2 separate regions of the Mus musculus genome follow, and region 1 is linked to region 2. Evidence: chromatin loops called from intact Hi-C (ENCODE). Cell type or tissue: left cerebral cortex. All regions are shown on one strand. Links, peaks and the distances in the headings refer to the core of each region. The heading gives the core; the rest is flanking DNA.

Region 1 (2,917 bases), core at 113-2,612, 180 kb after region 2:
AAAAGATGAAGAATACGCTAAGGAAAAGTATAACCTTGCTCAGTCCTTCAGAGTTTCTAGAAGCAGACGTTTGTGCTTCCAGTTATGAGTGTATTTTTATATCTTGTACTTTTTGCCATATGAAATTCTATGTATATTTGTTTACAAGAGACGTTTAGATCTAGAATATGCATACCGAGCTGAAGGAAGAGATATACTCTGAAAATCACTGCTCCAGTCTACAATTTGAAAGAGTGACTAACAATTGCTTCCAGATTCAGAAATTGTTACTACTCAGAAGTCAAAAGTTCCTTTCATAAAGTGCCCTTGAACTCTTTCCAGCGTTACAAACAAAGGGCAATATTTCTTCTATTTTTATATACTTGGAGAAAGTAATTCGAAGAACAAATGATGTCTTTCCTTTCAGTTCTTTTTCCTTTACTCTTATTTTGTATGTAAAACAATTTGTGACATAAATTTAAGCTCTCTTCCTTTCTGCTCCACTTTGGACAGAATCTGCAGCATACCAACAATTCCATTAATCCAACTGGCTTTATCCAAGATTTATTGCAAACAAATGAAAACCAGTCATGATGAATTAAATCACATATATATTTTTATATTTTTGAAGTAAAACTTTATCCCAGGTTGGTAATATAAATAAGACATTAATTCTTATAGGCCAATGTTATTTTAGCACAATATTGATTTAGAAAGGCATTGGATAAATTGAAATGGTCTTAAATATATATTACTCCACATTATATTTTACTATGGAAAGTCAGGAACATGGAACTTTATTTGGCTTCATAGACTTTAAGGCATGATCATGGAGTTTAATAGATATCTGAGAAGTATTTAACTCAATAGAAGAGTAAAGAGTAGGAGAGAGTTTGCTTTCTGAGTCCAAAGGGCAAAGCTCTAAACATACAAGTTAGCACAATCCTGATATAGAAACCAGCCCCAATCTTGCTCTGTCATTTCATCTACCATCATGGTCAAGACCTATTGGATCGGAAAGAGAGAAGACTTTTCCAAGCAAAGAGTGGTAGACTCTGAAAGTGGGGATGATAGTGTATCTTTCTGAGGGAAAGTCTGTAAAAGAGGCAAGCCATTTTAAAAAGAACTAAAAACCCTGATGATTCCAATTGAGCCATATGCCAGGGTAACTCTCAGGATAAGAAATGAACTATACTTTTTATGCACAAAGTGGGATTTTTAAATAAATGAAATCAAGACTGGCATTAGCATGAGCTGTCCACTCCCCCTCTCCTCCTTCTGGTCTCTTCCAGTCGTTTTTGCCAAAGAACTGAGAATGAATTTTTGAGAGCCAAGGATATGGAAAGGAAGACAAAATAAAGCTGGGAGGATTTTGGCAGAATTACATGCTTAACATACTGCACCATTTCTTTAATATGTTTCAATAGTCCCATGTCATCAGTCAGTAGCTTTCCTTTTCAGAGATTTACAATATATTTTGTTATTTCTTAATTAAGCTTAACACACTGGAATTAATCACTGCTTGATAGTTGGAATCTGTTGGGCTAATTTTCAGCGTTAGCTAATAGAACGTAAGTCTATAGTCACCATTGATATTACCAACCTTAGTATATTATATTTGTCCCCCATCTTCTAGATTATGAATATGTAGGTGAGGCTGCAAGGTACAGTTATGGTATAAGAAAACTGTCCTTGTGTGACTCATGAGATTTTCCCAGTAAACTCTTTCCTGTGTGGAAAGTTATAGGATTTCATATCAAACTTGGAAGTTGCAAATGCATCTAAAGAATATCCAGAACAAGCCCTCTCCTCTCCTTCAAATGCAGCTAAACAAACATTTATTTCACTTGTCAAAAAAGATAATGTGCACATTATCTCTATATCAGGAAATTTAATATGCTTACATAAAATAATTCAGAAGTATTTAGATATCATTATCCCAACGTAAATGTTTTGGAGCTTCTGAAAACTTCAGTAAGGAATTGGTATAAAATAGAAAAATAGCCCCGAGTACAAAGTATGTACCCAGAACTGGTATCAGACTTTTAGTGATTAACACACACACACACACACACACACACACACACACACAGATAGAATAAATTTCACGTACATGCTGAAGCATATGAACAGGTGTTATCTTTTTTTTTTTTGCAAATGAGAATGTTAAGAATATTAGTTGAGGTATCAGCTTGCTCTATAAATAATTTATCTAAATTTATAGCCCTACTTTCAGTGTTGCTCAGAGTATAAAAGGAAAAGCTGGAGGCAGGAAGGCAGTCAGTGATCAACTGAAGAAAGAACAGGGTCAGTATAATACCATGTTCTTTTCTCAGCATGAGATTTTTATTTGTTCAAGTTCTCCAAAATATTGTTGTTAGATTCTTTCCCCAGTTTATCCCATTACCTGGATTACTAGTTGACAGTTGTCACAAAAGCACTCTCTGATCTAGCTTTGGCTGTAATGGTGTAATGCTCCTCGTGTGACTCTGACAAGTGTCTCTCCAGAGCATCTACATTGCCTGTGCTGTTTACAAGCTCTGAATTTCTTAAACCTTCTCCATCATCTTGGACAGATAGTGCTCATTGTTCTTCATCACAACAGCCTAAACCAAGCAGGTACAACTCAGACCCTAATTTTACCAAAGAAAAAACAGAAGATCAGAAAATTCATGTGCCTTCCTCAAGTCTAGGAACTAGAATCTATGCTCATATGCATCTAATTTTAGAGGCAGAGCTTCACATGCCACTTGAAGAAATGGGCGTCCCCAACCCAGACTCAGGGAAGCACCTGCGAGCTGTGCCACTTTGGTCAAAATACTTAATTATGTAAGCATTTGTTTTCTCTCTCCCTTTGTCAAATGTGTCTAATGACCACATTCTTTTTATTAAAATATATGATAATTAATGAAAATAAAACACTTAAAAAACACTTTTA
Region 2 (2,917 bases), core at 151-2,650:
GAAATTAGCAAATGAGTAACGCGATTAATATATAATTAATAAATATTAGAAAAAATGCTTGAAATTAGATGTGAAAGTAACCATGGTCTTCTTAGTATTTCTAGACTAAAACAAAAACAAAAACAAATAAACAAAACCATGGTAAAGCAACTTTGGAATTACTTCATATAGTTTACAATCCACCTGAAAGGGGAGTCAGGGCAGGAACTCAAAGCAGCAATTGCAGGCAGGTACTGAAGCCACCATGGCAGACCCCCCTGCTCAATAGCTTGTCCTGCTCCGAACTGGATCAACCAGCTTGGCTTTCTTAAACAAACCAGGCCCAAGGGTGGCACTGCTGGCCTGGGCCCTCCCCCATCTATCACTCCAACAGATCCGCATCTGCCCCTGAGTAAATCTAATGGAGGTATTTTGCCACTTGAATTAAATTTCTGTGGCCTTCTTCTGGAATGTGGGATTCCTGTTATCTGTAGAGCTGTAATCTCTAAGGCAAAGCTGTTCTCACATTGATGGGAGTGGGTAAGAGGGAGGGTCAGAAAACCAGAGAGCCTGAACTAGTCAGTGTCCTGATAGGACAGGTTAGCTTGTCATGGAAATCCTTGCTCGTGGAAGTCATTCGCAGGTGTTTTGCTTGGTGGTGGTAAGACACTACCAAAGGTCAGATGCGACCTTTGAATTTAAAGCTGTACCCTTCCCCAGCCACTAACAGCCTCACATTAATCTCAACATTCAACATTTGTCCCTCTTCCCAGATGGCCCTGCATGGAGACAAGTTGATAACAACAGCAAAATCTAACCAGGACAAATGCTTTCGTGAAAATTATTCAAAAATACTGACAGGGTACAAAACGTTTCTCTTAAGCTACCCATCTATGCTTAAGTAGTTTTCCCTCCTTCGCTTACTGAACCCAGTGCCTCCGAGGCGGCTGAAACTCCACTCCAGTGGGCTGAACAGAGCCCGGAGGAGAGCGGGAAATCTAAACCAGGAACAACTGGGCCACCGAATTGAAGGAGGTTGTGATTCACCGGGTTCCCTCAACAGGGCGGTATGTTGGACACACGCGCCAAAGTTGCTGGCTAAAGTTGGCAAGTCTTCCTAGAACAACTTCTAAGCGGGGCAGCTAAAAGTTTGGGGACTCGGTGCTTCCGGGGTGACGCTCGCCCGGTTCAAACGCTCCCTCCCGGCCTTGAGCGGCGACCCCGTCCCGGGGATGGCAGTCCGGAGCTGTGCAGAAGCGCCGGCCGGTTTCCGGGATGAGTCGGTACCGGGTGCGGGGGCTGAAGCTGGGCCTGCAGCGGGCCGGGACAACGCCGCGGCCGCCCGCCGGGCACTGAGCGTCGGAGCCGGGGTGGAGGGAAGACTGACCTGCCGCCGGAGTCCCCACAGCGCTGGTCTCCTAAGGCCTCGCAGCCAGGTGGGCCTCTCCGGGCTCCTCCCAGGGGCCGGGCGAGCCTGTGGGCCGCCTCCCGGCAGCCAGCCCTGGGAGCCCCAGAGTCTGGCGGAGGCCGCCCAGTGGCAGAGGCCGCCCAGTGGCAGAGGCTGCAGCGGTGGAGGGGCGGTACCGAGAGAGAGGGTTAGAGTTTCCAAGCACCGGACCCTGCCAAGGCCTGTCTGAAGAGCCTGCAGATTAACCTGGGGGTAGTAAACTGGGCCAGCGCTTACAGAAGAACTGAACCCTTCCTGTACCAGTTCTGAGTACCAACCCCTTTCAAATTGCTCAGATCCTTACCAACAGCTCGCCCAGCCTCTAGGCATACCCAGACAGCCTTGTAACTGGGAGGGCCTGTATCTATCTGGGTGTGTCACTTGCAAGTGACTGCCCTAGGCCTAGTTCTGTCATTTAATACTTGGATAATGTTTAAAACGAAAGTTACTACATTTCTACGTTCCCATCTGTAAAATGGAAAACATAAGTTATTGAGTTTTAAGGTTACTATGACAGCTGAGAGAAATATGTTAAGTATATAGAAATTCTTTAAGGATACACAACTTACATTTTAGAGCAAACAAACAAATCTTTATAAAAAAGACTGTTCAAACAGCACTTTAGTTTCTTACCTAAAAACACTCAATAATTGTCCAGATGCAAATACTGAAAGAAAAACAGCCATTTTCTCTGCGAAGGCTAAAGTTATGTTTTAAGTTTTAGTTACTATACTTTAAGAGACCTATAAAACAGCCTGTCAGTGGTGGCACAAGCCTTTAATCCCAGCACTTGGGAGGCAGAGGCAGGTGGATTTCTGAGTTCGAGGCCAGCCTGAGTTCCAGGACAGCCAGGCTACACAGAGAAACCCTGTCTCGAAAAAAAAAAAAAAAAAAAAAAAAAAAAAAAGGAGAGAGAGACCTATAAAACAAACAAACAAACAAACAAACAAATCTCTAATTTGTAAGTCCCACTTGCTCAAGGTAACTTCTAGGAATGCTGGAGGCTGTTGTTCAAGAAAGATAACAAGCTTGCCCAAACTGCACAAGATCTGCTTAGTCACATGTAGGTGGGAAGTAAATGGGCAGGAAGAATGTTTGCCCTTGATTCCACAAAGGCAGAAAGTGCATACCCTTGTGGGATTTGCCTTCATAAGCCCCTGACAAATGCAATATGGTGCCATACTCTGGAATTCCTGGTGTAGACTTGGCCTGTGTCCATCATTCCTGGCCAGTATTTAATAAAGCTTGATTCAAGAGTGACTCAAATATCATGGTAGTAGCTTTATTCTTGCCTGATGGTATTAATTCTATTTGCTAAATTTGGTGTAATAAGGAAATAGGATTTTACCAAACTCCAAAAATGGTAAACAGCATGAGACTATTTCTTAAAAGAACGGCATGATTTGGGTATAAAAACATTTTTAAAATGAATTTTGTAGACAGGGGTGTAGCTTTATCGGTAGTGTCCCTCTGACCTGTAGGAAGCCCTCA

Evidence for each region. Peaks named below come from ENCODE experiments on the same cell type or tissue, not always from the same donor. Only the 100,000 strongest peaks of a DNase experiment are listed, where the experiment ranks them.
Region 1: it touches region 2 in a loop (2.4-fold over the local background); 5 of 42 quality-filtered maps call a loop at or near these places.

What each region holds. Positions count from the first base shown.
Region 1 is chr11:26,774,213-26,777,129 of GRCm38, forward strand. No RefSeq gene overlaps it. Among named protein-coding and RNA genes, the nearest start is that of Vrk2, 180 kb to the left of the region's middle. In left cerebral cortex, for the core only: no CTCF peak of the experiment used is centred there; a DNase peak (open chromatin) is centred at 1,186.
Region 2 is chr11:26,592,224-26,595,140 of GRCm38, forward strand. Vrk2 (vaccinia related kinase 2) reads right to left here and starts at 1,697. Exons shown (of 13, transcript NM_027260.3): 1 at 1,367-1,697. In left cerebral cortex, for the core only: a CTCF peak has its summit at 1,504; DNase peaks (open chromatin) are centred at 381, 1,030, 1,524 and 2,475; H3K4me3 peaks cover 1,242 bases; H3K27ac peaks cover 753 bases.